Regions from separate parts of the Mus musculus genome. Here region 2 is linked to region 1. Evidence: chromatin loops called from intact Hi-C (ENCODE). Cell type or tissue: left cerebral cortex. All regions are shown on one strand. Links, peaks and the distances in the headings refer to the core of each region. The heading gives the core; the rest is flanking DNA.

Evidence for each region. Hi-C counts contacts between places; a loop is a spot of excess contacts. Peaks named below come from ENCODE experiments on the same cell type or tissue, not always from the same donor. Only the 100,000 strongest peaks of a DNase experiment are listed, where the experiment ranks them.
Region 2: a loop joins it to region 1, with 4 times the contacts of the local background. A loop is called at or near these places in 26 of 42 quality-filtered maps.

What each region holds. Positions count from the first base shown.
Region 1 is chr8:72,740,066-72,750,565 of GRCm38, reverse strand. Sin3b (transcriptional regulator, SIN3B (yeast)) reads right to left here. Exons shown (of 19, transcript NM_009188.4): 7 at 9,003-9,092; 8 at 8,638-8,756; 9 at 5,901-6,108; 10 at 5,556-5,672; 11 at 3,918-4,156; 12 at 2,698-2,881; 13 at 298-847; 14 at 1-130. Among named protein-coding and RNA genes, the nearest start is that of F2rl3, 16 kb to the left of the region's middle. In left cerebral cortex, for the core only: no CTCF peak of the experiment used is centred there; a DNase peak (open chromatin) is centred at 5,832.
Region 2 is chr8:72,675,704-72,686,203 of GRCm38, reverse strand. Nwd1 (NACHT and WD repeat domain containing 1) reads right to left here. Exons shown (of 19, transcript NM_176940.5): 10 at 4,083-4,280. Among named protein-coding and RNA genes, the nearest start is that of Nwd1, 34 kb to the right of the region's middle. In left cerebral cortex, for the core only: a CTCF peak has its summit at 5,863 (motif pointing left); a DNase peak (open chromatin) is centred at 5,857.

The DNA.
Region 1 (10,500 bases), core at 4,334-6,833:
CCAATGTAGGCATGGATGGTGAACATCTCACGGAGAGTGTCCTCATACTGTGTGGGGTCGATGCTCCCCTCTAGCAGGCTCCGCACCATGTCCAGGAAGGCCGGGTAGTACTCCTCCAGCTCCACTTCACCTGGGGAAGGAGGGTGGTCACTTGAATCTCTTGCTGAAAGCAGCAGCCCGGACTCCCTAAGAAGGACTTGCTAAGGAGGCCCTATCCCTGGTCCACCACCACCCTCCATTAAAGTGGCCTAAAGGGACAGAGGCTAGCCCAGAGCCTCACTCAGCCCAGGCACTCACTAGGCTGCTTGAGTCGCAGCTCCATGGCAGGGTCTGCAGCCTTCTCACGGCGGCCCTCGCACAGCAGCTGCTCCCTCTCCTGCTCTCGTCGATGTTCCAGCAGCTGCTTCTGCGCCTGCCGGTAGATCTTGAGCAGGCGGGCGCACAGCGTCTGGTGCAGCCGCAGGAAGAAGTACCAGTTGTTGTTGGCAAAAAACAGACTGTACACATCGTCCAGGACCTTGGGCGGTTCTGGAGATGCATCTGCAGGGGGCTTCTCATCTGTGGGCCGGCGGCGCTCAGGCTCAGCGCTGTCCCGGTCCCGGTCGCGCTCATCAGCAGAGTCATCGGAGGTGCCGGGGCACTGCTGCGAGAAGAACAGGCTGGGCAGGAAACGGTGAAGCAGCTGGCGGATAGTGCCCTGGTCCTCTTTCTGAATGGCTGGCTGCCGCTTAACATAGTAGCTGATGAGTGCTGCTGCGTCCTCTAGGATCTGTCGGTCCTCATACACGAAGATAAGGTGCGGCTCGCTGGAAGGCGCACTGCGGCCCTCTGAGTGCTGCTCCTGGTGCTGCAAAGGGTGGCAGTCAGCGGGCATGGCCTGCCCATCACCCAAGCCCCACTTCCAGCATAACCTCCAGCCTCCTTAGAAAGGATGAGTGATCTTGGCACACACCGAAGGAATAGGGTTATCTATCCAACCTTTCTCACAGTGTCACAGCTGCCCTGGTAGGGTCCAGCTCCCAGCCAGTCTACAGCTCTCAACTGGGCAAACCAAGGCCCTCTCACTGCAGGTGGATGTTAGCACTAGAGGACTGTAATGAAAGGAGAGACTTCCCACAGACCTGGCTAAGGAGTAAGGTCTCCATAAGGTGAGGCTCAGAGTTCAGAGTGGCCCAGGAGCCTTCAGCCATCTGTCACTCACTCAGTTCCACTACTCCACAGGGCTCTTGGTGCCGCCCCCATTCCATTAAAACAGCTTACCACCTGCCTAGCTCCTTAACCAACAAGAAATGAGGGGTGGGGGAGATTTCCCCCAGGTTCTTAGAGACCTTAGCCCTCAGCCTAGTGTCTGCAGTCATCTCTTGGGTTGAGCTCCTTTCTGCTGTGTACAAGGCCTCTGAGCATGTCCAGGTGAACCTCTTTCCCATACACCACCCCTTAATGTTGATGTGGATAATGGCATTCCCAAACTCAAAGGTGACCACTACTTGATCCTCCCTCAACCCAAGGAGCTGTCTTTGCACTTAGGCCCTCGGTCGATGGCAGCACCAACTCCAGACACTGTCTCTTTAGACAGGGCTGAGTATCTTCTCAGCTCTCATGGTCAGTGCACGGTGAGCTTCTGGGGGTCCCTCAAACACCATCTCTGGCAGGATCCAGTCTGTCAGTTTGTAGATCACACTCCCTAACTGAAGACCAGGAAGCTCAACTCAGTACTTTAGAGACCCATGGCCAGAGTGGGCTCAATGACCTAGCTACTACAGTGCCTCAACACAGCCTGGGACTCCTCTGACCTTCCAAGACCCTTGTTTTGTTCAGGCCACTGTGCTTTGTCAGCTGGGCCATTTGGAAAGAGGAGCCATGGGAGGAACTGCCTGCATCAGGTTGGCTCATGGGGCATTTCTTAGCTCCTGCCTCAAGTTCCTGCCCTGACAGCTCTGAAGATGAACCCGAAGGCGAAATCAACCCTTTCCTCCCCATGTTACCTTTGGTCATGGAGCTTATCACAGCACAAGGGCAAATTAGAATCTGGATACAAGTGTCCAAAGGGCTTACTCCTCCTTGGTAGAGCCAATCCCACTGAGAGGGCTCATGGACAGATGACACAAGAGTAGCTCCCTAACAGGTATTATTGGGAAGCTGCGCAGGCTTCCTGTGCCTGTCCTGAGATCTCATGTTCCCATCTTGCTAGAGCCTAAGCAATGGAGGAGCTAAGGCAGCTCTGGGCTGAAATTTCTAAACTCATGAGCCAACACTAGCTTTCTTCTTTTGAACGGTGTCTCTCACATGCTTGTCATAGGAATGGAGACTGATTTAGTAATATATGGACACCTCAAAACTCTTTTTTTCCCATGTGGTTACCTCAACTTTTAACCTAGGCCTCAAATTAGGCAAGTGTTCTTACCCCACACTACCACTTCTGCCTTCAAAGGTCAGGCCATGGGAACTGCAGAGATGGCTCAGCAGTTAAAGGTGCTTGCTGTTCTGGATTTCCAGTAGCTCACAGACACCTACCTGCATCTCTAGCTCTAAGGGCTAGCACACCTCTGACCTCTGAATGACTTAGGTGCAGCAGAGAAAGCCCAGGAAACGTCTAGCAAGCAGCTCCTTTCATACCTCAGTTTCCCCATCACTAAGGCAAGCATGGTGTGGGTTCAGGTGTGAGGAGATTGGTAGTCCCTGCCCAGCATGCCTCACCTCATCATAGACACTTTCGATCTCATTGAGCAGGCTCTTAGAGCGCAGTGCCTTGGTGTCATTCTGCTTGAAGTTCACAGCCTGGTGGTCCAGGGACTTGAGGTATGCTTTCTCGTACTGCTCACGCCAGATCTTGTTGAAGCCCTGCTGGGCCTCCCGCCACTCCTCCTCCTTGGCCTTCAGCCTGTAGGGAGAGGGGCTCAGTGCCTAACAGCTGGACCCTCCTGTGACCCCTGGAGAAGGGCCCAGCTTCCTCATAGCAATTACACATTTGGTCTACGTGGCAACAAGCAAGCCAGCATGAGGGAGGTTAAGGCAGAAGGATATCCAGTTCTAGCTGGCCTGGGTTACAGTAAGAAAGCCTCATCTCAAAAACAAAACAACAAAAAAAAAGAGCCTGGCATGGTGGTGCAAGAATGTCATCCCAGCACTTGAGGAACTGGAGTCAGAAGGCTCCCTGGGCACATGGTTAAGTCCGATGCCAGTCTGAGCTACATAAGACCCCATCACCAAAATAAACAAAAGAAAACAAAACAAACACCTCCCACAGAGAGGGGGAAGAAAGGGGAAGTGGTCCTACAGAGCCAACATGGCTACTTAAAAAATTTTTGTATTTATTATTTCATGTGCATGTGTATACCACATGCATATGGTGACCCTGTGGTTACAGACAGCTGTGAGCCACCATGTGGGTGCTGGGAATTGGACAGGGTCCTCTGGAAGAGCAGCAGTGCTCCTAAATGCTAGCCAGCTCTCCAGCAGTGGCTGGTTAAAGTCCTCCAGCTCCTCCCAGACACCCAGCAGCCCACACAGCTCTGACACTAACCCCGCTGAGCATCACAGCTCAAACCTGTGGGCTAGCACAGGGCTTCATGGCATGCCAATAGACAGTGGGCTAGGGATCCTTGTGTTTCGGTCATAATCCACACTTTGAATCCCAGGTCTCAACCAGACCTAAGTGGGACACTGAAGCACATGTACTGCCACAGGCGCTGTAAGTCACCAAGAGGTCATGGATAGGTACATGTGTGTAGATTTTATGTAAGCAAAAGGTGAGACTGCTTGTTCATACCCAGAGATGTCCAAGAGCCTGGTTGTTAAGACTCTGTTCAGGACTAGGTCAGCTGGAGGCTGACCTGAAGAGACAGTCAAGTGGCTCCATTGGTCAGGAACCCTGGTAGCTCTCCCGAATCATGGACAGGAGTAGAAGAGGGAGATACCTTTTCAGAACGACAGGCACAGCGGTGGCAGGGTTCCTTTTCAGGCTCTCAATGACCTCTGGGGCCTTGTCTCCATAGATGCGGTGTATGGCACGGCGTTGAATCACCTCTGATGTGCCACCCAGGCAGTCATCCAGGCGGAGCTTCTCCTGGTCCTCAGGAGCCATCCGTGACAACTTCTTCTGCACACTCTCCAGCACTCGGATGGTGGCCAGGTTGGTCTCCAGGACAACATCCAACTGCAGGGAGGAGGCAGGCATGGTCAGAACTGGGAACTGGTGAGTGGTTGGAAGCTGTCAATGGAGCCAGTAAGTGTGGTTGTCTACCAGAGCACACCTGTGTGGAAGGAGCAGTGTTCCAGTAACAGCAGTGACACATACCACCACTGGAGGGCGCTTGATACATACACACAGGTGCTCGCGTGTTCTCCCTCTCTCTCTCTCTCTCTTTCTCTCTCTCCTCTCTCTCAGTCTGATCGCCTGCCACACTGCCACTGAAGTTTAGCAGTGGGTGTCATAGTATTAATGGGAGCAGGAAGACTGTGTCCTAAGACAACCTTGCCTCAAACATAACACAGGGCCTGGTGCTCCAGCCATAGACTGTCCTCATGGGTGGGTGGCAATGTTTAGGAACGGGCCTCCTTTATGTCCCAACCACCATGGGGTACCATAAGCAGGCTTTGCCAAGTATGTCACCTTTGAATTGTACTTCCCAGAGGCTGCTAGACTCTGGTTCATATAAACTGTTTTGTCCATGGGACTTGTCCCAGCAGAAGTTGGAAACACACACACAGAGGAAGCAGGTGGAGGGCATACACTCGTCAGTCATCCTAGCATTTGAAAGGCTAAGGCAGGAGGGTCACAAGCTCCACATTAGCCTGGGACAAAGAGAGACATTTCAAAAAGAAAAGCAAGGGCTGCAGAGCTGGCTCATGGGGTAAGAGCTCTAGCTGTCCTTCCAGAGGACTGGGATTTAACTCCTAGCACCCACATGGTGGCTCATAACTGTTCCTAACTCCAGTTCCAAGGCATCCAATGCCCTTTACTGGCCTCTGTGGACACCAGACAGACATGGAAGCAAACACCCACACACATAAAATGAAAATAAATCTTAAAAACAAAAAGACATGCAGATATAAGCTTGAAGAAGGGGAGTCAGGACGAAATGAAGGTGCTTTATCTGTCTGTCCCCAGGAGGAACACTTGGTTAGGTCTGAAGAACTCAATTATAACTTTAATAAGAAATGAAGCTAACTTAGCCAGGCAATGGTAGTACACATCTTTAATTCCAGCACTTAGGATCAGAATCTTTTGAGTTCGAAGCCAGCCTGGTCTACAGAGTGAATTCCAGAACAGTGAGAACCACACAAAGAAATCCTGTCTTGAGCAAACAAAAACATACAAAAATAAAGCTAACTTAGTTTAAGTTAACTAACCCACTGTCTTTAGCTGAAAGGAAGAGTTAAATGCTGTGCTGCAGCTCAAGAGCTGCAGAGCTGGCAGCCAGGGCGAGCTGCTCTACAGCACTGGCACTCTTTGGTGGCAGAGGAAAGAGACTACAGGACTAGGCTGTACAAGGAAGGCGTGGGCTGGGAGGACAGAGGACAGCAAGATAGGTAGCCAGAAGTGTTTCACCTACTTCAAATCTCTCATCCTCACAGCGATGCAGTTGCTCCTCGTAGGGCGTCTTCTTGGAGCTAACAAAGGTGGAGTCTTCAGACCAGGATGGAAAGGAGACCCATGTATCATTCAGGACCTGGACCAGAGGACAGGGTGTCACTAAGTACACTTGGGGATGGGCAGAACTGAGCAACGATAAAGTTGACCACGTTTCCACTCCATCAGTGTGAGCTGTAAGTACTGCCATCCAACAGGGCATGAAGCTCAGGTGGGCTCTGCTGGCACCCCTCAAGTATCAAATGTCATCAGGAAGTCTGGACCCATGTGTGCCATAGAGGGCTGACCTGTACCCCAAGGGTGCTACCTCCTTGCAAATGGCAGTCCTTCCGCTGCACTTGGGCTGCTGGTAGGTCTTGGGAAGTGCCCGATAGCTGGATCCTATTCGCTTACAAGACGCATAGTCAATTTCTCTGCTTATCCCATCTCCAGACCGGTCACTCATAGGTGGTGCAAAGGACAGCTCTTTCACTCCTAGGAAGGACTTGAACTGTGCAAAGAGTTCTGGAAATTTCCTTCAAAGACAGACAGAAACTTTAAGTGAACACTAAGCCTTTTGAGAATGTTCTAGAGTCATGACAATCGCCTTGCAGATATGGAACTTCAAGGATGGCCTGAATCAGAACTCAGTGTTAGGAGAGAGGAGGTTTCTCTCTCACCAATACCAATCAGGCTTATAGCTATAGACCTTGCCAGCTACATTAGACCACAGCAGCAAAGCACACTGGGAATAACCTCTGTGCGTCTCACTGCTTTGATTTTCTGTCCCCAACTTGAAAAAAGTAAGAGGGGGCTAGAGTGATGGCTCCGTGGTTAAGAGCACTGGTTTCTTTTCCAGAGGACCAGGGTTCAATTCCTAGCAACCACATGTTGGCTCACAACTGTCTGTAACTCCAGTTCCAGGGAATCTGGCACACTCACACAGACATACATGCAGGCAAAATACCAATGCACATGAAATAAAAATTAATTAATCAACTGAAAGAGAAAGACAAGAAAAGAGAACGAAACAAAGAGGGTAGAATGGCACATGTCTTTCAACCCAAAACTCAAGAGGCAGATCTGGATAGATCTTGATAAGTTTTAGGCTAGCCTGGTCTACAGAGCATGTTCCAGCATAGCCAGAGCTATGAGATCCTGTCTCAAAAGAAACAAACACACAATCAAGTGTCCCAATGGCCCTGTGACCAGGCAGTCAGCAACAAGTGTTTATAGCCAATTTGTGCCCAAGCCACGGTCTAGAAATGAGCCTAGTTCTAGGCTAGACATGACCTCCTTTAAGTTATTCAAAACACAGACAGACACCAGCCTTGACCCTAATCCCAAACCCTCAAGCCTTGGACATTAGCCCCTTCTAGTCACTAGCTGTTCCCAGGACTGGGCAGAGCACCCCTGCTCCTCGATATCCCTCAGAAGGCCATAGGCATCACAAAGTTCCCTGGATCCTATGCTGGAGTCCTGTGATAGGCTGGGTCGATCTTTCTTGTACTGTTTCTGGTGACTCCAATGGCTGCTACAGCCTAAGGAGGGTGAAACTAGACTCCAGAGTCAGAAGCCCAGGACTGGCCACTGCCTTGGATTGCCCTTGATGCCACACACTGCAGTCACAGACTGTTTCTGTAAATAAAGCTTTGTTGGCACGCAATCCTGCCTGATTTGCTTGCTTCAATCCATGGCTGCTCTAGAAGACAGAATGGAGACCAGCTGTGGCCACCAGGGCTATCTTTCTGGGTGAAGCTTCCCTCCTTCCCCCACACAGGCCCTTGTGGGTTCATTCTCAGAAGTCAGGATGGAATAGGATGCATGTTAATGGGACACTTTCAGCAACTGACATCCAATGCCACCTCAATTTCTGTTCATTTTTTACATAATACCGTCTGTTTGCATCCCATGTGTGCAAGGAAGGCACATGTAACATGCAAGTCAGCAGACTGTCCACTGCAGGAAAGGATATGTGCAACATAGTATACATACATGTAAAAACGTGAAAGACACAAAAAGAGACAATATCATTAATAGGAATGTGCAGTTCAGCACAGCACACACTCAGGCTGCTTTCTCTTACAGCATCCTGCCAAAAGATGGAGCTATGCATCACCAGTTCCCAAGTATCAACATCTGTAACCTGCAAATTGAGGTGAAATATCTACTCAATAGTTATAGCTCCCACACTGCCATAGAATTAGAGCCACAATCTGAGCCATGGGAAGTCAAGGGCGCTGCCCACACACAGTGTACAGGGTCACTCTGGACCCAGGGAAGGTTGGCTCCTGTCACCTCCTAGCACTAGGGCCATGCTCTCTCCAAGTCATTCTTTTACAAATGTGAGCCCATCAACAATAACTGGGGAACAACTTTAATAAAGAAAACCACAGGTGGGCAAGATGGCTCAGTGGGTAAAGGTGCTTACTGCCAACTTTGATAACCTGAGTTAGCTTCCTGAGACCCACATAATGGGCGAGAACCCACCTGAAGTGGAAATTTCTGGTGTCTTTGGAAACTCAGTTATGTCATATGTTTTGCTGAAGCAGACATGTGAGAGGATGTGTGATGTTTAGAAAGAATATACACATGACCCCACAGCCACTAGTGGGAGACTCTGTCGCTCTCCAGGCGGCTGGCTAGTCTTCTGCTGCTCACCTGGCTTTGAGTTGCTGATTTTGGCGGAGCTTTGTGGTTTCTTCTGGATCAAACTGCCTGCTGTTGCTGATTTGTGAGTGGTGACTGCTGAATAGCCCCAAAGAACTATTTCTAAACAGGTCTGCAACTCCCGTTCCTTATTAACCTTTCTTTTCTACTACCTCTGGTGGGTGGTGGGCTAAAAGGGAGACTGAAGCATTTAAGAACTCTTATTAAAGTAGGTTTTGAATAATCTAAGCCTATACCCATCCAAGAACTTGTTCTCTGGTCTGTACCTGTGTACACATAGAAAATAAACTAATGTTTAAAACAACAAATCACATGAACAAACTTTACAACTCACTTGCCCTGGGTCTGGCTGGAATAGGAGAAAGCCCAGGAGTTAGGAGTCGGGAGCCACTTACCCCAGGAATGGACTGACAAGCTGCAGCAACTCAGACCCGGACACCAGCTCCTGATTGAAGAGCGCAATGCAGCGCAGAAAGTTCTCATATACCTCCTGGCTCTTCAGCACCCTGCGCACCTGTGAGAGTAAAGAGATAGGGACGCTAGAGACACGGTTGCAAAAGATGTGTGCACCAGGCAGAAGCCTCATAAATGTGTCTGTATGGAAGGATATGTGCATGACCCTGAACTGTCTGGGCTGCCTCTGCGGTCTACGCTGCTCTCCCCCACGCACCACAGTGGCCCTGCTTCCGGGGCCCCACACAAGGCATTGGCAGGAAGCAGCTGTGTCCAGATGGAGAGGGCCTTAGAGGGCCTTGCTCACCTTGTCAAAGAAGGAGAATTCCTGCAGTGTGCCGTATTTCCCCACGGCAGCAATGGACAGGTCTTTGGTGCCTCGGAGCTTCATCTTCTTCTGCGGAGAGAAACCCTTGGCTTAATGGTGTCCCCACCACAAGGAGCAAGGATGCATGGAACCCGGGCTCGGCAGGACCCTGTCTTGGGCACCCTAGGTATATCCGGCTGCCCAGCATCAGGGGGCTTGCTGCTTCCTCCTTGGCCTTGTGTGAGGTGGGGCCCCTAACTCAGGACCTGAGGAAAGGCAAAGCCCACAGCAGCACCCTATCAGATCTACAGATCGAACCTGGTGCTGAGGACACTTACAAGGCTGTGGAGAACAAAATCTGGGCTATGGGCATATGCAGTAATGGTCCAAGCTCCACAAGAGCCAGAGAAGACTTGCGGCCTCCGCATGATTTGACAGCTGCTTGGGAAACCACCCCAGGGTCTGTGCGATAAGTTCTGGAGAATTAGAACTCAAGCCTCACAAGGGCTGAGTAGGTGCTTAAAGGGGAAATGGAACTAAGGCGTGGTAAATGCTCCATACATGTGGAACCTAAAGTCCACGCACAAACTGAAAGATAATGACTGGGAAAATGGAACCCAGGACTTTCGGGCATGCTTAGAAGATACTGGGAGAAACAAGAGCATCACGCATTCCACAACTCTGTGAAATAGAACCTTGTGCATGCTCAGTAGACATGGACTAGGAAATGAAAGCCAGGGCCTCACGCATGCTCAGAAGAAATTAACTGGGACTCAGTAAACCAGGCCCTTGTCTGGGGTTGGTTGACACTGAGTAGAGAAAGGCTGTGCAAGCACCGAGGAAACACCCTGGGAGCTATGCTCTGGGGCAACCCGGGTCAGGGGCATGCGCAGTACATGTTAGTGATGATGGGTTGCCTCACGTGCTGAGGCTGAACTTGGGGACTCGAGATAGCACTGTGCCAGTGAGCCGTTTCCCAGTCCTTATCCCGGACTCAGGGACACAGAAACCAGTTACTATCTATCCTGTGGGCCAGAGGATGACTGGGGGGGGGGCGGGGGGGGGTGCAGCGGGCGGGAGCAGCATCAGGAGCATCCTGAGGCAGCCGGGTGTAAAGCTATGTGAAGACACTGTCTCTGGACTTGAGAGGCAGGGGAATGAGTAAGTGTAAAGAACCATGTCGCCGGGCAGTGGTGGCGCACACTTTTAATCTCAGCATGGGGGGGGGGGGGGGGGGGCAAAGGCAGGCGGACTTCTGAGTTCAAAGCCAGCCTGGTCTACAGAGTGAGTTCCAGGACAGCCAGGGCTACACAGAGAAACCCTGTCTCGAAAAAACAAAACAAAAACAAAAACAAAACAAAAAAAAAGTCAATGCCCAAATGAGCCCTGAAGTTGTTCTCTAATCTCTGAGACATGCCACAGTCATACAAACACACACACACACACACACACACACACACACACACATATGAATAAACCAGACTTGGACCTGCATTTG
Region 2 (10,500 bases), core at 4,843-7,342, 65 kb after region 1:
TGGGAAAGGGCACAGTGACTGGAGTTTGGACCCCAGATCCCATGTACATCCAGGCACAGTAGGATGAACATGCACCCCAGGACAGGAGTCTCCATGGAATCTTGACAGCCACTAGACTGCAGTACAGGGCAGTAAACAGGAGAGACACTGCCTCAATCAAAGTAGAAAGTAGGCTGGAGTGATAACTTAGTCATTAAGAATTCCTACTGACTTTGCAGAGGACCAGGGTTTAGTTCTCAACACCCATGAGGTGGCTCCTATCTGTACGTACATGCAATGCATACACTTGGACAGATACATAAAATAAATCTATAAAACAAACATGGTGAAAGGTGAGGACCCACACTTAGGTTCTCCCATAGCACCTTAGGGAGCTGGAGAGATGGTGTCCACTTGTTCTTGCCTGATAAAAGGCTCAAAACCTCCTCTAATTCTAGCTCTAGGGAATCTGGTACCCTCTTTTGGCCTCTGGTGACACTGCACTACCATGCACAGACACAGGCACCTAGGAGACTGAAGCAGGAAGATTATCATGAGCTCAAAGTCAACCTGGGCTATGAAGTGCTTACCAAGCTATCCCGAGACATCAGATAGCCTGCTTGCCAGCTATCTCAGTGGGTAAGAGTTTTCCCCATGAGCATTGCCACCTGAGCTCCATTCTAGTACCATTTAAAGGCAGAAGAAGACAACCCGGTCTGCTATGTCATCCTCAGTATCATCGTCTGTAATATGTATACACACATGCATGAACATGTACACATGCACACACATAGACATTCACAGACATGGACATATGCATACGCATGCACAGACATGCACACACACACACAAAGAAGAGGAGGAGGAGGAGGAGGAGAAGAAAGTGGAGATTGTTAATAGTTTAGGCAAACAGTCCCACCTCAGTGGATTTTGTTAAAATATCACTGAGCCAAGAGGTATGCAGTTAGCCTTAGATAACACCAGCCCATGACCTAGAAGGATGGCTTAGTGCAGCTAAGCCTGTGGACCAGAGTTCAGATTCCCAGAACCCAGAGTTGAGGTCCCTGGAGGAAGCTATGTAGCTAGAATAGCTGTATTAGTGAGTTTGGGGTTCAACTGGGGAACTCCATCTCAATGAATAAGGTACAGAGTAATTGAGAAAGAACCTAAGGGGATCCTAAAGGACCCTTGTGCCAAAACCAAGCAGGCAGTCATCAGACAGACACGCAGGCAAAACACTCATTCACATGAAGATAAAATAAATGAGTTTTAAAAAGAAAAGAGAAACTCAGCATGCAGAAACCAGACTTTTCTGAATGCCGCTGTGTCCTTTCCTTCTTCATGCCTCAGTTTCCCCAGATGTGAAGGGTTGATTGGTGGGGACTGTTAAGTCACAGTTGGCCCAGCTAGACAGACCCTTACTTTCTTTATTTCTTTGTTTTTCCTTTTTCTTCTCATGTACTCAAAGTTACTATGTGATCTTGGAAACATTAACTCACATTTTAGTCCTACTTAAACAAGTCAGGAAACGAAAGCCCAGGGTGGGCAGCCTCCTCAATCCCTGGCATGACAAGAGGAAGCCCACAAAGCACAGATGCATCCCTGTCCCAGACATGATGGAAAGCCCTGACTATACCCTGGTAGATATCACTAATCCATCACAGCATCACAGATTCATCTGTGACTGTATTCATGATCATTTTATGTTCTTCATTTAGTGAGAAAGTCCCAAAGCTCATGTGTTTTGTTTTGTTTTGTTTTGTTTTTAAGATTTATTTATTGTGCTGGGCATTGGTAGCGCACGCCTTTAATTCCAGCACTCGGGAGGCAGAGGCAGGTGGATTTCTGAGTTCGAGGCCAGTCTGGTCTACAGAGTGAGTGCCAGGACAGCCAGGGCTACACAGAGAAACCCTGTCTCAAAAAAGCCAAAAAAAAAAAAAAAGATTTATTTATTGTTATATGTAAGTACACTGTAGCTGTCTTCAGACACACCAGAAGAGGGCGTTAGATCTCATTATGGATGGTCATGAGCCCCCAAGTGGTTGCTGGAATTTGAACTCAGGACCTTTGGAAGAGCAGTCAGTGCTCTTAACCACTGAGCCATATCTCCAGCCCACCTTTTTTTTAAAAAAATATTTATTTATTTATTATGTGTAAGTACACTGCAGCTGTCTTCAGACACACCAGAAGAGGGAGTCAGATCTTACGGATGGTTGTGAGCCACCATGTGGTTGCTGGGACTTGAACTCAGGACCTTCAGAAGAGCAGTCGGGTGCTCTTACTCGCTGAGCCATCTCACCAGCCCCCCACCTTCTTCTTAAAAGGCCTTAAATAACCTTTTGTTATAATGCTCCTTGTTCTGCCAGGAACTTGGAGAGGCCTAACTCTTAACTGCTGAGCCATCTCTCCAGCCCAGCTGGAGATAAGTTTTTATCTGAGTATATAGTTACCCACGCAATCTCCACCACAGAGAGAGAGACATAGACAGAAACAGAGACAGAAATTATACCAATGCTCACATGAGGAGACTATTTTCTCACAGCCTTACAACGGGAGATGTCCTAGTGCTAGACATAAGAGTAGAAACAAGTTCTTCTAGGTGATGCCCCTAAAAGGAAGAAACCTTCTGTCCATTCCTCTCTCCCCTTCTCCCTGGTTTGAATGTCACCATGACAGTATGGGCTACAGCAGTCATCACTGGCCAATAAGACTCACGGTGAAAGTAGGCAGGGCAACTAGACTCAAAGAGTCCTAGTTCTATGACACCATAGGGAAGACAGAGTTTCTTTCTCACTAGCCCCCTTCTATAGCAGGGTCCTTAGCACTGTGCAGCTGCTGAGTCATTTCCTCTCTGGTTTCTGAGCAGTCAAAATTGCTATTGTGGAGAGAAGCTGCCTGGGGCACAAGATGGCCAAAGCTGGAGCCTGGAGCCTGGAGCCCTGTGATGTGTGTGGGTCTCATGATGGCTGAGAGATAATGTGTATGGACAAAGGAAAGGAGGGAGAAGGAAGAGGGCAGGCCAGGGGGGAAGTGGTGAGTCAAAGCTCTGCAGTGGTCCAAGGGTCATTTGCTAAGCAGCTGTATGTAATGAGAGGAAGGGGCAGGGTGGGGCAGGGACTGGCTAGGAAGGGACTCGTGGAGTGAGGTCAGCTGTAAGAACAGGTACAGCTCAGCTGCAGAGATGGCCTAGAGGCTAAGAGCACTTCCTCTTCCAGGGGACCTGGGTTCAGTTCTCCACACCCACATCAGGCGGCTCACAGCTGTCTGTGACTCCAGCTCCAGGGGGTCTGACAGACTCTTCTGACCTCTCTGGGAACCCCTATACATATGTAAAACACATGTGCCCATGCAGAGAGAGAGAGAGAGAGAGAGAGAGAGAGAGAGAGAGAGAGAGAGAGAGATGGAGAGAAAATTTTAAAAGAAAATGTCTTAGAAAAACAATAACTATCAGGCAGCTGGGTGGGTAATGAATGAAAGATTGGATAGAGGGAAGGAACGATAGGTGGGTGGATGTGTGGATCAATGGCTTGATGAACAGATACACCAATAGATGCATGAGTGAGCAAAAATCCTCTGCAGGGGTATGGGTGGAAAAGTGGATGACTAGACTTACAGAAATATGAGTGGATGGTAAGTGGATCGTCGGATAGATAAAGTTGGTGGGTGGATGAACAGATGTGGGGAGGCAGGCAATGGGTGGGAGGCAGAAGGATGTGTATGGGTATGGGTAGGTGGTGTGTGAGTATGGGTATGGGTAGGTGGTGTGTGAGTATGGGTGTGGGTAGGTGGTGTGTGAGTCACACAGAAGGGGACAGACATATGGTGACACAACTATGTCAGAACTTAAGTCCTGTAGAACTCTGCAGCCAGCAACTCTGGGACAAAACCTCATAGGTAGGAGTCTGCCAGCTCCAGGATCATTAGCAGTATTTACAGCAGCAATCTACAGCCCCAGGGGACACAGAAAGCCTAGTCAGCATGAGGTGGCAAGGGAAAGTCCCAGAGGGGAGCCCCAGAGAGCAGCCCCGAATACCTGGCATCTGGGCCCCTGAGTATGCAGTGAGCTGGTATGGGTTTTGTAATGTAATGTTGGGGATACTCACCTTTGTGACACCCAGTAAGAGTGGCTCGAAGAGGTCCACCAGGTGGCTGCAGGAATCCTGCCAGGGGCACCAGCATTGGGTAGGGGCAGGCACGGAACCAGCTCTGGGCTTGTTGGCACAGTTGTCCGATCATTGCTGGATGTGATGCAGCAAAGAAAAGGAGTCTGGCCAGGAGCTCGGTGTATAGGACGCTCTTCTCTGCAACAAAATGAGGTGTCACCCACCTGGCTGAACCACACCAACTAACCCCAACTCTTACAAGACTGCAGAAGAGAATCTGGGACCCCTCAACCTCAGGCCCTGCCATCCCTCCTGTGTCCATCCCTGCTTCCTGAGCACAGAATAGCTGCCAGCCTCTAGGCTCTGCTGACTATGTTCCTTTGCCTGAAGCTCTTCCTCAAGCCAGCCATTCTTCTCCAAGAGGCACTTTTGGATCAATCAGTTCATTAACTAGTTAGTTATTCATTTTATTATTCCTATGATCAGCCTTGACTCTTGGGATCAAGAGAACCTCTCACTTCAGCTCCCCAAGTACCTGAGATCAAGGGGTATGGTGGATGGATAGATTCAAGAATAGGTGGAAAGTGGGTGGAGGATGGGGAGATGGATGAATGTGAGGGCAGAAGGGAGCTGCATGAACAGATTGGCAAAATGTGGGGGAAGACTGGAGAGATGGATAGATGGACAGATGAAAGAAGAAAGGAAGAGAGAAGGAGAGTGGGAAACTCAGTGTATAGGTAAATTGTACCCAGCTTTCAAATGCCACCTCTGCCAAACTCCCCGGCTCCAGACCAGTGCTTATCACCCTAAGCTGCTGTTTGACTTCATCCCCGAAGCCCATCTGGCAGTCCTCAGCCTCTCTCTGCTCTTTAACCAGGGACAAGCATCTCCGCTGGGCCATCAGTGTATCCCCAATGCAGCACAGTAGAGCAAGATGCCCACAGTGGGCACTTCTGTTCATGCCTGGTGTCCTGTCTCTCAGGAGCATCAGACAGAAGGATTAAGAGCTCAAAGCCAGCTGGAGAGGTAGCTCAGGGGTTAAGAACACTGACTACTCTTCCAAAGGTCTTAAGTTCAAATCCCAGCAACCACATGGTGGCTCACGACCATCCATAATGAGATCTGACGCCCTCTTCTGGTGTGTCTGAAGTCAGCTACAGTGTACTTAGATATAATAATAAAGAGTTCAAAGCCAGGCCAATCGCTGGCTAGAGTATCAGAGGCTAGAGATCCTGCTCAGGGGATAAATGTGCTTGCTATCAAGCCTGATGACCTGAGTTCAATAGGCAGGACCCACACGATGTAAGGAGAGAGCCAACTCCCTCAGACTGCCCTCCAGCTTTCACACACTGACCATGCACGCACACACACAAACAAAATATTCTGTATATGGAGGGGACTGGAGAAAATTCTCAGTGGTTAAGAGTATGCATCTATATCAGGTGGTTCACAATTGCCTGAAACTCAAACTCCGGGGATCCAACTCCTCTATTCTGCATGGGCACCTAAACATACAAAGAAAGAAAGAAAGAAAGAGAGAGAGAGAGAGAGGAAGAGAGAGAGAGAGAGAGAGAGAGAGAGAGAGAGAAGGAAGGAAGGAAGGAAAGAAGGAAGGAAGGAAGGAAGGAAGGAAGGAAGGAAGGAAGGAAGGAAGGAAGGAAGGAAGGAAGGAAGGAAGGAAGAGGATCAGAACTGGCTCCCTGAAAGCCTGCAGAGTGGCCATGCTGGAGGAGAAATGCACTGGGAACTTGTGCTGCTGCGATGCCCTCTGGTGGTGATATCTCTTACCACACTCCATCTGCTGCTGGGTTGTAAATGAAGGAGCTTTTGCAAAGTCCTTGCAGAGGGTGTATTGTGAGAGATGGCTCAGTAGGTAGCGTGCTCCCCCAACATGCACAAAGCCTTGGGCTCCATCCCCAGTACCACATAAAGCAAAAATAGTGTACGTTCCTGTCATCCCAGCACTTGGGAAGGGGCAGCAAGTGGATCAAGAGTTCAACGTTATCCTTTAGCACATGAAGAGTTCACTTTCTTAAACAATTTATAGGAAGTATGTAGAGCCTTCAAATTCAGGAAGAGAGCCCAAAAGCAGTCTAAGAGGAAGGAGCCTGGACCTGGGGAGGGATATAGGGAATGAAGGTTTCACAGAGAAAGTGTCAGCAAGGTTTGAGGGAGGGTGGTAATGGGGTTGCACGGAATGTCTAAACACCCTGGATGGAGAGGTGGCTCAGTCTTCAGAACTCAGGCAAAAGCCCAGTCTGCAAGCGTGCACTGTAACCTGAGAGGCAGAGACAAACAAATCCCATCAAAGACACACCTGACAGACACACACCATATGGGGCCATGAAAGGCAGCCTATTTTGGTTGAATGGAGCTTGCTCGGGCGACCCAGTAGAAAACTCTACAAGGGATGGAACAGTGAGCCACATTCCCAGAGACAGGTGCCTGACACCACAGACTCCTTAATTCTGTGACTATCAGTCCGAAGCTTTTGGCATTCTGGCTAGACTCCACCCCCACAGTTACCTGACTATAGCCAGGCATGCTCCTCCCCATAGTTACCTGGCAACAGCAAGGTAGCCCAACCCACTATAAGAGGAGCTGCTTGGCCCCTCTCTCTTCCCCCCTCTCTCCACATGGCCATGGCCGGCCTCTCTCTCTCTTTCTACCTTCTCTCTTTCTCCCTGCCTTTCTACAATAAAGCTCTAAAACCATAGACTGTCTGTGCTCATCAAGGCCCACCGTGCTTGAACGATGGGATTGGCTTTCCCCTAAAGAGCCCCATCTAACTTCCCACCAGAAGGCCTTCCTGGGCTCCAGCCACGGACCAGACCAAGGACTCTCACCCGCATGGGAACCATCTAGTATGCCCTCTCTCCCTGCCCTCTCCTCCCTTTGGCCCTGGGGCTGACCAAGACATCCTGGGGGGCCTCTATTTTGTTCTCAGCTCTTCTGCAGTGTACAGTGGTGTCTGGGATGCCTGAGACTGAGAACCTGTTATCTCTGGCCTCCGTGAGGCCCAGAGACCTAGGACTGCCCCTTGTCCACCCCCCCAACACCCCACCCCTGCAAGCTGGGTCCATAGCTTCCCACAGCCAGACCCCCACCCGGGGTCGCATGGAAAGCTTGTGGCCGTCCTCTGCGTCCACCCGCCCAGAGCACCAGAACTCTGGTGGAACACGGGTTTTCTCCCACTCCCTTTATTCCCCCATGACCGCTGCGCTGCAAGACCACACACACACCCATCAAACACACACACCAGGCATACACATCAAACACATCACACACATACACCAGACACACCCATCATATAACATACACTAAACATATCACACACACATAGACAAACACATATCAGATATATACAAACACATACACAAGACATACCCATCAGACACACATACCATACACACACCATATACATACCAGGCACACACTACACACATACACTACACACAAACAATACATACACCAGACACACTACATACATACATACATACATACATACATACACACACATGCATATATACACACCACACACACATACACACACATCAGACAAATATGGGGGACAAAGATATCCACAGGACACACCTAGCTGACATACTGACACCTATTTGAAATACACATAGAACACACCCAGAGGTTTACCAAACTCTAAGATTACCAATTTATCTTTGAATTGTTTGACAGTTTAATTCTTTACATTACATTTTGTTTTTGTTTTTGTTCTTAGTTTGTGTGCCTGTGTGGCAGTCAATGGAGGACCTGTGGGAATCACTTCTCTATTCCCAGCACTTAGGTCCCAGGACTGAACTCAGGTCCTCAGGCTTGCCACAAGAACCTTTATGTAATGAGCCATGTACTTTTTGAGATCAAGCCTCTCGTTGAGCCTGTCTCACATATTCAGCTAGACTGGGATCTGCCTGACTGTACCCCTGGGTTTGCAGGTGCATGCTGGTGAACTGAGCTCTTAAGTGGGGCTAGGGATTTGAACTCAGGTCCTCATGCTTGTACAAAGAACACTTTTATTAACTGAGCCATGGCACAGGACCTACCTTTTCCCCATTCGTTTAATTTTCCTTTTCCTCCCTCCCTCCCTCCACCCCTCCATCCCTCTCTCCTTACTTTCTCTTTTGTCAGTGTGTCTTATGTATCTGAGGCAGACCTTGAACACCTGATCTTCCTCCATGCATCTTGTCACCTGTTGAGTCAGGTGAGAGGCTAGGATGTCTCTGGGAACTGCCAATGTTGGGGTTCTAGCCTGGGACTCCAGCACCAATCTCCACTCCCCACTCCAAATTTACTTTTAAATAAAATCTTGGGGCAGACAAAATGGCTTCACAGACAAAGGTGATTGCCATTCACCAGGGCCACAAGATAAGAGAGAAATGAAACCTCTGATCTCCACATGTGTACTGGGGTACACACATACTCCCACAGAATAAAAAATAAATGCACTTAAGTAGATAAGAAATAGCACATGAAACAAGATACCATCCGGAACACGAACTGACAAACAGGAGAGCTCCTCAAGCCCAGAAGGGGTAGTTGTCATAAAGCTGCACATGATGGCTCACACCTGTGCTTCGACCACTCCAGTGCACTCTGCTTTACCTACCGGCCTAAAGCCTGAAAGCAGTCCTGAGGCAAAGAATTTCACAGAAACAGCCTCCTGGAACCTTGGCATTCCCATAGCCTGTTTATTCAAAGCCTGTCCCCACGTTAGTCTGGTGTTTGGATCCATGTGCTCTCTTTCAGAATTGTTTTCTTATAAGTGCCTTTAAGGTTTGATTTTGACATAGCTAAGCCTCCACCAGTGTTCCAATGGTTCCTAGAAAATCCTTGAAGCCGACCCTGAGCTTGGAATTCACTAAGAATGTTACCTATTCAGTAACACTTAAATTCACTTCTAGTAGAGACTGTGATACTAATTAGGCATTACAAAGTACAGAACTAGGAAAGCTCAGGGCTAGTCTGCATAGTAATTACTTAGGACAATAGCTGAGTCACACCCAAACACAGGAATACACAATGGCCTAGCAAATAGGTGGATTGTCACATGAAAGAGTTAGTGGAAGGGAATTCCCCTGGTACAGGTTTCTTCACTAGGTCCAGAGGAATAGCGTAATCAGGTATTTACTAAAGAACCCCTGGTGGTGAGTTTAACAATAGACTAGCATTGCATCAGAGCATTCACCTGGCTCCATTTTAAGTGGTAAATGTGGCCTGGTCCCCGCCAACTTTTTATGTATGCATTCTTATTTGTTTTGTGTCAATGTAACTTGGTGGATGTGTTCACCTGGCTTTTTTTGTTTTTCTTCTGTATAAAAAAGTCTGGTGTTCGTTTGGACAATGCATTCAGATTCAACACACTCCCTTGTGTCGTGTCTGTTTGTCACCCCATTCTCACCAACTCCTTGCCCACCTGCAACCAGAAATTCGTTCCCCACAGATAGGAGACCCAATAGAGGTTAGACTGCGGCACACCTGTTACCACAAGACTGAGGCAGGAGTATTGTGGCTTTGAGGCCAGTTTGAGTTACACACTGAGACTCTGTCTTGAAGGAAGGAAGGAGAATCTTCATAGAACATTTGCCTTTCTCCTTTGTGTGTACACATGTGTGTGCATATGTGTGTGGTTTGTTCAAGTAGGGTCTCACACCATAGCTCAGGCTATGTAATCCAGGCTAGCATTGAACTTGCAGTAGTTTTCCAGCCTCAGATTCCTGAGTTCTGGAAAAGCAGGTGCATCACCCCATCTACCTACAGTAATTATTCTGTATGTGTTGTATTCATATGTGCACTCTCATATGCATGCTCCATGTATGCATGTATGCATGTTTGTGTGTGTGCATGCTTGTATGTGCCTTGTGTGTGTGCATGTTCAAGTGTGCATTCACATGCCTGTATGTGTACATCCTCATGTGTTCATATTCATATACTCATGTATGTGCATGCTCACATGTATGTGCTGTCAGTGGTCACCATAAGGTATTTTTTTTTCATCCACTCTCCACTTTGGTAAGAGGGCCTCACTGACCTTGGATCTCACAAGTTCAGCTGTACTAACTGGCCAGCAGATCCTCTGATCCTCCTGCCTCTACCCCACACAGAGCATGGGAGACGTACAGCACCACAATGGCTTCTTACATGCACACTGGGGATCTAAGGGCAAGTCAGCCCACTTTCATAGCAAGCACATTGTTAACTGAGTCATCTTCCTGCAATTCTCCTTCTTTTCTGGATTTCATCCATTAAAAATCCTTTGGGAGGTAGGCAGGTGGATATTTGTGAGTTCAAGGCCAACCTGGCATACACAGTGAGTTCCAGGACAAACAGAGCTCCACAGGAAAACCCTGTCTTGAAAAACAAACAACAAAAACAAAATCCAAGTGACTTATTTTGTCTCCTGTTA